Regions from separate parts of the Homo sapiens genome. Here region 1 is linked to region 2. Evidence: chromatin contacts called from ENCODE Hi-C or POLR2A ChIA-PET data. All regions are on one chromosome and are shown on one strand. Each heading gives the region's core, a stretch centred on a gene start or an enhancer-like site at or near the end of the contact. The rest is flanking DNA. Distances are from core to core; before and after follow the strand shown.

Region 1 (5,505 bases), core at 1,337-3,836, 56 kb after region 2:
GAATGAGCAAGAGTCGCACCCATTCCTTCTTTCTACTAGAAATAAATGAATCAGTCTGGATGAAGTATTCATCAAAAATGATGCCATGCTATAATTGAGCATAAGAAGAGTACAAATTAAAGTTATTTATGTCTAAAATTTCCTTCCAAAGCTTCAAATGATTCAGAGGAAAAGAGAACATTGACATAATCATGTGAAATTCAATAGCTTTTTAGTCCTGGTTTCTCCATTTGGGTTATCTTTATTTTGGTGCTCTCTGAGGTCCTTTGTCAAATCCTCAGCCTCTCTCAAAAACAGTACACACTCCCTTCCCCCAAGTACTATCTAGACCTGTGGTGTAAGGGAAAGCCATCAATTGAAAGCTTCAGTATAACACTTTCACCGTTATTAAGTCATTGCTTCATTCATGTGAAAAAAAATTTAGTCAGTGCTTGAGTGTTAGGGGCAGCATGAGGAGGAATGAGGCTGTTCAGGAGTTACCTATGTAAGTACCAAGTGTAAATTAATGTGGGGGGATATAAAAGTATGCTTATATAAAATATTAAACGTATATGTCTGTCTTTGTTGAACAGTGACTATATGCCACAATTCTCTCATTTAGTGTTCCCAACAACCCTATCACCTAGGTTTATGCTTTTATCCCCATTTTACAGATGAGGAAATGGAGACACAAAAAAAGTAAGAAACTTGTCTGACCCATGCATAAACCAAACCCCCTGCTCTTTCGGCTGTGCAGCATAGACAACACAACCCTAGCAGAAATAAGGAAATGAGTAAGTGAAATGAAAGAAGAGGCATTGTTCCTGCCTTTCAGCAGCTCACAATCTTACAGTCTAACAATATAAAACAGGCCCTTGAGAGCTTCGAGAATAATGAGATGCCACACTGCGTGCATGTGTACGAGTACGTGTCTGTATGCGTAACAAGTAGGTTACTGACAGACATGTCAAAAGAGATAGATAATGAAAATACAATGGCCACAATTTGAAATTAGATATGCAAATTAAAGCCATTTCTCCCTACCTAGGAATTTTTCTGAGTTGCTGAGAAAATAGCAAAAATCGGATTGGGAATAGTTTTGCTTTATTTTCAAAATTATCTGTAATATTTCTTCTATTTATTGTAAACACCTTAATGATAGGTAGAATGCCATTTAAGCACTTTGAAGTCCCACAATGTGTTATTGAAGCTAACATGAAAATATTGCTTAAATGCTAATTGTGTTTGTGGACATGTTAAGTTTTTAAGAAACAGAAATAAGCAGGCATTTGCATTCTGATGCTTAAAAACCCCTGTTTAGGCCGGGCGCGGTGGCTCACGCCTGTAATCCCACACTTTGGGAGGCCGAGGCGGGCGGATCACGAGGTCAGGAGATCGACACCATCCTGGCTAACACGGTGAAACCCCGTCTCTACTAAAAATACAAAAAATTAGCCGGGCGTGGTAGCGGGCGCCTGTAGTCCCAGCTACTTGGGAGGCTGAGGCAGGAGAATGGCGTGAACCCGGGAGGCGGAGCTTGCAGTGAGCCGAGATCGCGCCACTGCACTCCAGCCTGGGCGACAGAGCGAGACTCCGTCTCAAAAAAAAAAAAAAACCCTGTTTAGTGTTTTAATCTAATGTTGATGTCACCTTTTCTCTAACATGTCTATTCCAACTAAATTCATATTAAATTTCAAATTCATAAGACAATGCAGAAAGCACAGGGTGTGCTTGTCACACGGGTGGCTTCAGGAAGAGCCATTTTAACCTAAAACCTGAGAGATTAGTCTAGACCCAGATAAAGAAAAAAGACAGAAGGAAAAGACAGAAACAAGGAAAGAGGGAGAAAGACAGGGAAGGAGGGAGAGCAGGAAGGAGGGAGAGAAAGGAGGAGGGAGGGAAGAAGAAAAAAAGGAAGAAAGAAAAGGAAGAAGGAGGGAAGGATTCCACTTTTCCAGACTCCTGAGGTTGGAGGAAAGGACCTTCCACCAGAAGTTTGTTCCTTATGTATCCATCGCTTCTGAACTTCATCTTGGCCATGGACTCTTAGTCAAATCATTAACCTCTTTGAGCCCTAATTTTCTCATCTGCAAATTACAGGTAATTGCAGTGATTCCAGTCTTTTCAGGCAAGACTTAACTGTGACAATATGTGTGAAAGCGATTGAAAGCCTCTAAAATATCTTACAAATATTCATCTATTGGGGGCCTGTGTGTTTAAATAGCATTGCCACTGCCAAGTTTTTGGGGAATAAGCATAGAACTTTACCCTGTGCAAAACTAAACTCCCCTGATTCCTCTCTGCAAGCAGCCCGAACGTTGGGAGATCCAGCAGGAAAGGAAAGCAACCCTCAGAATCAGGATGGAACGTGATGCCAAAGATGGGAGGAGAGTGGAAGCAGGGAGAGCTGGACTGAGAGACTGTTTAACGTTCAAAACCAGTGCCAAGCTAAATTAGAAACAGGAGTCTACATACCTGTAACTTACCTCATCGGTATATAATTTGTAACCTGAGATCCCCTCACAGAGAAGTAAAAATAGCAAGGCTCTCAAGCAGACTTCTGCTCTGCTGAGTGCAAGGGCAGGGTGAGGGAGGGCCAGCACTGGGGAAAGATAAAAGGGCCAAGGCAGAGAATGCCAATCATGTGGTCTTGGCAAGAACACCTTCTCTCCTATACCCTGGGTGATGGTATGGAGAATATAGCCAAGAGAGGTGACATCAGGAGGCTGACAAGCAAACCTTCCAGGCAGAGGAGGACCTGTTGCCCTAGAGTCACCTGTTTTTGGTTTTTGTCATAGGTCGTATGACATTTCCTCAAAGGGAAGTGTCACTGAAGTTCTGAGCCTGCCTAATCCTGCCATGATCAAGGCAAGTTAACTAGTCCAGGAAACGCCAGTACTCAGGCAGGTGCAGAACAGATGAGTCTGTTTTCAAGTTTTGTAGCTGGCTCCCAACACCCTGGAAGAGATGATTTGCTGCATAGTTGTCTCACTCTCTGTGAACACATTTTTCCCTCACTGGGTCAGTGAGCTTGGGAATCTTCAGAGAACAGTTAGCTTCCTTCCTTCAATTTAGGGTATAGTCCCTCTCAAATCAAGTCTATGCCATTTTAACATCACCAATTGTGCAAGTGATAGAGGAAAGCTTTGTCCTTCCTTAACTCCTGCTACATGGAAAAAGTGACAAAGTAGAAAGGAGAGGAAGCTTATTTTTTAATTAATCACATCAAAAAAATGGGCATGTCTCTGCATTCTTTGTAATGATTATATATTGAAAGCTATTAATATAACAAATGCAATACTGAGAATTTCTAATGTGGAATCAACACCATCTTTGTAAAGGAAACCTTACTTGTATTATTTTTAAAAAGGAAGAAGAAGAATCATCATCATCATCATCATCAGAGATGTTAGATCTCGGAATGGTCCCACAATTTCAAATTCTCTAAAAAAAAAAACCAAAACAAAGAAACCCAACCCAAGATATTAAACTAAATAATCAGTGCCCATTGGCTAGGCAAATTGCTCTCTAATGTTTCAAATATGTTTTTGTGTTAATTTGTAAAACTCTGTTCATGTAAATGGGTTTTGTTCATTCGTTTTGCAAGAATTCAAATATTCTTCCAGTTACCATTTGAAGAGAAGGTAATTTTTGTTTCAAACTGCCTCCTGTTCATAAATAGGTTCATCAGGTCTTATTTATTACGAAGAATCAAGACAGAACTGCAAGCTCTTCATGGCTTTCCTAAAAGAAAGCAACCAGGAACAACACAACAGAGTAGAAACAAAGAAGAAGTGGGGCTATCCAAACCTGGCTTTGAATCCTGGCTTTGCTCTATAAGAAATGTAACACCTGAGAGACTTAAATAACTTTTCTGAGCCTCACTCAATTGCCTTTCCTATAGTAATGGGAACAGTAGTGCCTACCATACTGGGTTATTTTAATGATTTGGTAAAATGGCATATGTCAAAGCCCCTAGAAAGAAACTGTCCAATAGAAATATCACGCAAGCCACATATGTCATTTTCTAGTAGCCACATTTTAAAAAGGCAAAAAGAAACTGGGAAAATTAATTATAACAACATATTTTCTTTAATCCAATATATTCAAAATATTATCATATCAAAACCCAATCAGTAGAAAAGCTTATGTTAATGAAATATTTTACATTCATTTTTTTTCTATGAAGTCTTCAAAAGCCAGTGTGTATTTCACACTTACAATACACCTTAATTTGGACACTAAATTTTCATAGGAAATGCTTGATCTATATTTAGATTTCTTAAGATTTTCAGTTGAAAAAACAGATTCACATACCCAGGTTGTTCCAAAAGTACTTAAAGTTTTCCAAAAACTGAACCAAGTATCAGTGTTTTAAATTTAAAATAATCAAGATTAAACAAAATTTAAAAGTCAGTTCCTCAGCCACACTAGCCCCCTTTTAAGTGCCTAATATCCACATGTATCTAGTGGCTACTGCATTGGACCTTGAAGCCCTAGAGCAATGTCTGGCACTTAGTAAGTGCCCAGTGAATGACATATTTTCTTCTGCCCACTAATATCTTATTTTAATCCAAAATTTGCTTAGCACTGAAGTTTCAACTTTGAAAGTAATGTGAATACCAACTATGACAGGCTTTCCCTAGCCTGGGAACCAAGCACTGAGGTGGCATAATTTCCATTTGCCATTCCACAAATCACCCAAAATGATCTTGTGGAACTGCAACCATCAATCCGCTCTAGTTTTTTAATGCATTTCAGTACTCCATATTGTTCATACCACACCCTCATGGTTTGTCATATCTCAGATGACAAATAATAATATGAAAGTCTCCATCGCATGCAAAATATGAAAATACCAGTGAAAGAATCAGCTTCACCACTCAAACTCTACTCCTTTGGAAATCTGTGAATTTTGGGGCTAATCAAAATATCTATGTGCCCATAGCCAGAACAATTAGGCCAGATAAATAGACAGATAAACAGCATCCAAGTAGGAAAGGGAGAAGGGAAATTGTCACTGTTTGCTGATGTCATGATATTATACATGGAAAACTCTAAAGATTCCACCAGAAAACAAAAAAAAAACTGTTAGAATTGGTAAGTAGATTCAGGAAAACTGCAGGATACAAAACCAATATACGAAAATCAGTAGCATTTCTATATACTAACAATGAGCTACCTGAAAAAGAAATTAAGAAAACAATCCCATTCAGAATGGCGTCAAGTAAAATAAAAATAAAACATCTAGAAGTAAATTTAACCAAGGAGGTGAAAGATTTGTATGCTGAAAACAGTAAAACGTTGATGAAAGAAATCAAAGAAGACACAAATTAATGAAAAAATATCCCATGTTCATGGGTTGGAAGAATTAATATTGTTAAAATATCCATACTACCCAAAGCAATGTACAGGTTCAATGTAATGTCTATCCAAATACTCATAATAGTTTCACAGAAATAGAAAAAAAAATCCTAAAATTGTATGTAACCACCAAAAACTTTGAATATCCAAAGCAGTCTTAAG
Region 2 (5,228 bases), core at 1,781-4,280:
AGTCCCAGCACTTTGGGAGGCTAAGGCAGGTGGATCACTTGAGATTAGGAGTTCTAGGCCAGCCTGGCCAACATGGTAAAACCTCGTCTCTACTAAAAACACGAAAATTAGCTGAGCATGGTGGTGCATGCCTGGAATCCCAGCTACTTGGGAGGCTGAGGCACAAGAATTACTTGAACCTGGGAGGTGGAGGTTGCAATGAGCTGATATGGTCTCAAAAAAATTAAAAAAAAAAATAAGGCATGCACTTTGTTTTTGGGTATAACACTATTGCACATTTAATTGACTATAGTATAGTGTAAGCATAACTTTTATGTGCCTGCGGAAAACAAAAAAATTGTGTGACTCATGTTATTGCAATATTGGCTTTATTGTGGTGATCTGGAACCAAACCTACAATATCTTTGAGGTGTGCCTGTATTGAGTCTTTTACTCTTCAACATTCAGCAGGGCATACTGAGCCTAGGAATCGCTCTTTAGGCCCAGCTCCTGTTGGGTTGACTGGTGAAGTATAAACAGTTCTTTCTAGCCCTCCAACTCCTCAACATGTACCCAAAGTTAAGTCATGAGAAATAATATTCAGGAAGCATTTCCTGAAAGACACAGGATTCATCATTTTAGCCCTGCTCTAACCCAGCACAGTGGAGTTTGAATAGTTGGGCCCCTCTAGAATTACTATGTTTCCTAAATTTAATTTTATGGCCTAAAATTTTATTTTATGGCCACCAAGTATGGCAACAGGGTACAATTCCACTGTGCCCCTTCACACGGACAAAGATGTGAATAGTGTCCTTTGGAGCTGTTCAACAGGTAGTCCTGTCTATAGGATGGTTCCATGAACATCAGCCTAGAATTTACTAGAAAGGTTATGAGCCTGTCTCTTATTCCTTCATTCTGTATAAGGATTCACAAAAGAGAACTCCCTCAGGCTTCAATGCCTGGAGCAATGTGCTTTTCCAGATTAGTTGTTATACCTCCAGGGCACAATGTAACATCTGTTTGACATTTTTGTATAGTTTTTTTTTTTGGAAATTCAGAGAAAGTTCTATATAGACTTTCAATAATTACAAAATTACATGGCATACATTTGTTATATTATTATTCCCTTTAATTATTCCTTTATCTCGATAAACTCATTTTCATCTTTTAAAAAAGTTAAAAAATTATTTAGCCTTCTCATATTCTTTTGGAATAAGTTAAAAATAAAATAATGCATAAAAGTAAGGTGTTCATTAATTTTTAACTTAAAGCAGTATGTATTTTTTTATATTACAGAAGCAACACATAATTATTATAGAGATATTAGATAACACTGATTATCTAAAGAGCATCAAAAGAGAAAATAGATGATCAAAGATCATCAAAAAGAAGAAAGTAGAAAATACATATAATTCCAAACCCAGGTATTTACTATTTGGTAGCTTGTTTTTTCAACACATCAATAGAGAAAATGCATTTTCCATGTTCTTTTGATGTGTACATAGTATATCTGTTGATTAATTTTTGAGTAGTATATTGTATTCTATTGCATGTATATACCTAAGTATAATTAATTGTCTATTAATTTGGGGCTTTCAAAATGTTTCATAATGTTCACTGTTATATACAGTATTACAATGAACATCTTCGAAGCTAAATCTTTAAAAATATTCTCAATAGTTTCATTTTAATAAGCTAGATTAATTTTAAAAGTATTAAAATAATTATAGATCTGATACCAATGAAGATCAACTCAATCAAGTCAGTCTCTCTCTCTCCCGCCCCTGCTTTTTTTTTTTTTTTTTTTTTTTTTTTGAGATAGATTCTCACTCTATTATCCAGGTTGGAGTGCAATGGCACAATCTCAGCTCACTGAAACCTCTGCCTCCCGGCTTCCAGCGATTCTCATGCCTCAGCCTCCCGAGTAGCTGGTACTACAGATGCCTGTCAACATGCCCCCCTAATTTTTTTTTTTTTAGGAGAGACAGGGTTTTGCCATGTTGGCCAGGCTGGTCTGGAACTCCCAGCCTCATGTGATCCGCCCAAAGTGCTGGAATTACAGGTGTGAGCCACCACACCCAGCCAATGTCTCTACATCCATCTCTTTGATTTTACTCTTGACCAGTATTTCTCAAACGTCCTTTTACTTGAAGAAAAAAAATTTATGACTTCAATCCTTCTAAGTCACTTTTTGAATCACACAGCTTCTTATATATTTACAAATATAAAAGCAGGAATGAATCCATATGCTACAGATATTGGTGAGTTGCAGTTGTGGTCTCTGAAAGGTGGTATCCATGTAGTCACATTTTTCAAAATAAATAAAAGATCTGCTGAGTTTGATGAGGTTTAAAAAGGTATGAGTCCTATCCAGGACTATGATTTAGTCCTCACACATAGTCTACTAGCCCTTATAACCTTTTAAAAAATGTATGATTAATAAAACATTTTTCATTGACTTATTCCTGGAGCTTTGCTTCCATTGAGACCACCTGGGGCTTGGAGCACCCAGATTCTCTAGTGAGCTGATCTGAATGCTATGCCTTCAAATTGCCTACCTGAAGCCTCCACCCCTTCCTCAACTAAAGGATGAAAATCGAAGCCAGAAGTTCAAAATACACCTCTGATTTTGAAGAGGCTGTTGGGATTCTTAAATAACAACAAAAAGTAGTTTGGTGCTCTTCTCTGCACATGCTACAGTAAGCCTTTAGGGGAATGTTCTGAGAGTGATTACTGTCGTGGTAAGCAATGGTTTTTGTAGGTGCTGGTTTGTGGGGTGATTACTTGGGCTTAATCTCTTTCTCATGGGTAAATGTGAAGCCTCTCCAGTTCACATTTGTTATTCAGGCAGAAATCAACTGAAATTTGTCTATAAGAAGATATTGGGCTGGCCCCTGTTTTGCCTCTTAGCGCCCTTCCTTACCTATCCTACATGCAAGCTCCCCACTGGGAAAGGGCAGCTTCCTCCATGGGATCTGTCTTGTATCTTGTCTCCATATTGTTGCTGGGAAACCTCTTCTTGAAGTCAAGTGATAAAGTTGCACTTCTGTTTCCAATGGCGCCCGTCCAGCCCGAAGTGAGACTGGCTGCTTTGTGAGAGCTTCTCAACTGGGTCGCCAAGCACAGTAGTGCAGCTGGAAAGTGTTTTCTCACTGTTGTGCCCCAAGACTGCGGTTAGTTTCAAATTCCTATGAATGTGACTAAAAAATGTTTGTGTTTTAGCCACAATCACTAACAAATTACACTCAGCTATTCAACGCACAGACCAAAAGAGAGCCTGACCCCATTATCAAAACTCAAACCCAGATGGTGAGGAGTCCCAGCCTAATGAGGGCCTCTCAGTCATTTCAAACAAATTTCTTGTCAATCATGCCACATTGCATATGGGGGTCTTCTTTCAAAGACATCCAAGTTTGAGGACTCAGAGGCTTTCCACGGCTAAGCAATGCCTTCCTCCTAAAATTACTCATTTTTCAAGAGCTTTGAGAAAATCCTCTTCTCTCCTTTTCCTCCCTTCCTTCCCTAAAAAGAAAAAAAAAAATCTATCCTGTCTACACTAGACAACTTTATCAGACTCAAATATCAAAATTGGAGCAGCCAGAAAGTCTGAACTACATTCTTGGCTCACTCATCAGGGAAAGAAAAAAACAAAATGAACTCAGAAGAAAAAGAAAGACAATATCAAAAAGCTTTATTGAATAGTCTTCTGAATGTAAAATAAATTTACCAGAAACTGTAATTCCAGGATCCAATGCTCACTTTGATTGCAATAAAGAGTTAGAAAGAAAACCACACTGTTGTCTGGAACTTGACAAAGGTACAAAGAGAATCCCCTGTTTTTCCATCTTTCTAGATGAGATGCAGAATTTTGCCCTCTGCCCAAAAGGCTTTGGCCTTACAGGTCTGTCTTGACCCTGTGTTTGCTCCTGTTCCATTTGGTTCTTTCCTTACTCTCAGTGAATCAAAGCCTGACCTCTCCTTGGCTTTTTCTCCTTTCTCAATACTCCATGCACGCTTCTCTGACTATGAAGTGTCGCCCCTGATGTTCTCTCTGGCATCTCTTGCAGGCTGCCATGCTTAGTGGTAAATTCCCTCCCCTGGAGAGGCAGTCACAGCTGTGTGTCCTACGAAAGGACTGAGCTGCTTGCTGCGTGCAAAGTAGAAGAAAACCAGTGTAAATCGCAGTCCTAATTGCCCATATGGGAGATTTGCAAAGAAGGAAGTGAGTACAATGAAAGAGCAGGGCAAGTCGTAAGCAGAAGGCTGAGACCGGAGTGCTGAGGGAAAAGCAGCCACCATATCAAGAAGTTCAGAAATTGTTTCTGCTACTGCTGCTGAGGATTCAAAGAGGGTTTTAGAATAAAACAAAGTCCGCTGGTGTGAGGACTGAACTCCATTTTCTGTGTGAGTCTGAGTAAAGAGAAAGATAAACAGAACCTTTCACCGATAGGCATATTTTAGAGTTCAAGTGTGACATGATGTGTCCAAAATAGATTCCACATGATTGGAGCAGATCCAGAATCCCAGTCCCTGAATAGCAATCAGTGTTGGAAGCTAAGAGCCGGCATCCACTATCATCACATGAAACATGGAAGAAACGGCAAATCCTATACAGCTGTTAGTGAGTAAGGACAAGCCATACATGGAGCTGTATGCTATGGGCACATTTTCTTAAATTACACAGCTTATTTTAAATTGAGGGTCTATTTGACTTTTTACATGTCTTTTAATGAATACCCAGACTTTACAAAACTTTCTTTTCATGAATTTTCCTTTCAAAGAAGGAGAGTTATGCTCTTTGCAATATTCAATCCAGGCAGAACTAATGACCCAAGGGCTTCATGCTAGTTTATTTTCATAAAAAGCTCCCCTTAATTTGAAATCACATAGGGTTCCAAGAATCTCAGAAGACAGAGGCCAAAAGTCCAGGGCCCTATATGACTTCGTCATGAAGAAGGCTGAGAGATGGTGGGAAGCTTCACTTTCAGGACCAGGTAGACTGTCCTATGTGGTCTGTCACTCTCTGACAATTTTCAAATAGGAGAAGAGGGGAGGAAAAATTGAAGAAGAAAGGAGGCAGGGAGTGAGAAAAAGAAGAGGAAAGAGAAAATGAGGCACTAGAAGAGAGATGAGGTTCATGGGACTCAGACATTTTCTCTTCTATTTAAGGACAACTATTTTCCTTTAAAATAGTCACCAGAAGGCCTTCAAGATCAGTCCCTCCCATGTGGCTAATGTTTAGAACATTT

Evidence for each region. A loop is a pair of places that touch in the nucleus more often than their neighbours do. ChIA-PET counts read pairs that join two places held with the same protein, here RNA polymerase II (POLR2A). Pooled maps may share reads with other maps.
Region 1: a pooled map shows a loop between it and region 2 (2.1-fold over the local background). The contact joins two enhancer-like sites. A Hi-C loop is called at or near these places in 1 of 168 maps with a recorded cell type or tissue (heart left ventricle) and 1 of 50 pooled maps. POLR2A ChIA-PET finds 5 or more read pairs at or near these places in 1 of 52 experiments (A673).

The regions. Positions count from the first base shown.
Region 1 is chr9:13,839,490-13,844,994 of GRCh38, forward strand. The region is part of intron 7 of LOC101929507 (a long non-coding RNA gene); the gene reads right to left. Among named protein-coding and RNA genes, the nearest start is that of LINC00583, 86 kb to the right of the region's middle. Within about 2 kb of position 2,587, at least 2 of the 41 ENCODE cell types and tissues checked have a DNase peak (open chromatin) inside an H3K27ac peak, as active enhancers do.
Region 2 is chr9:13,783,266-13,788,493 of GRCh38, forward strand. No RefSeq gene overlaps it. Among named protein-coding and RNA genes, the nearest start is that of LINC00583, 140 kb to the right of the region's middle. Within about 2 kb of position 3,031, at least 7 of the 41 ENCODE cell types and tissues checked have a DNase peak (open chromatin) inside an H3K27ac peak, as active enhancers do.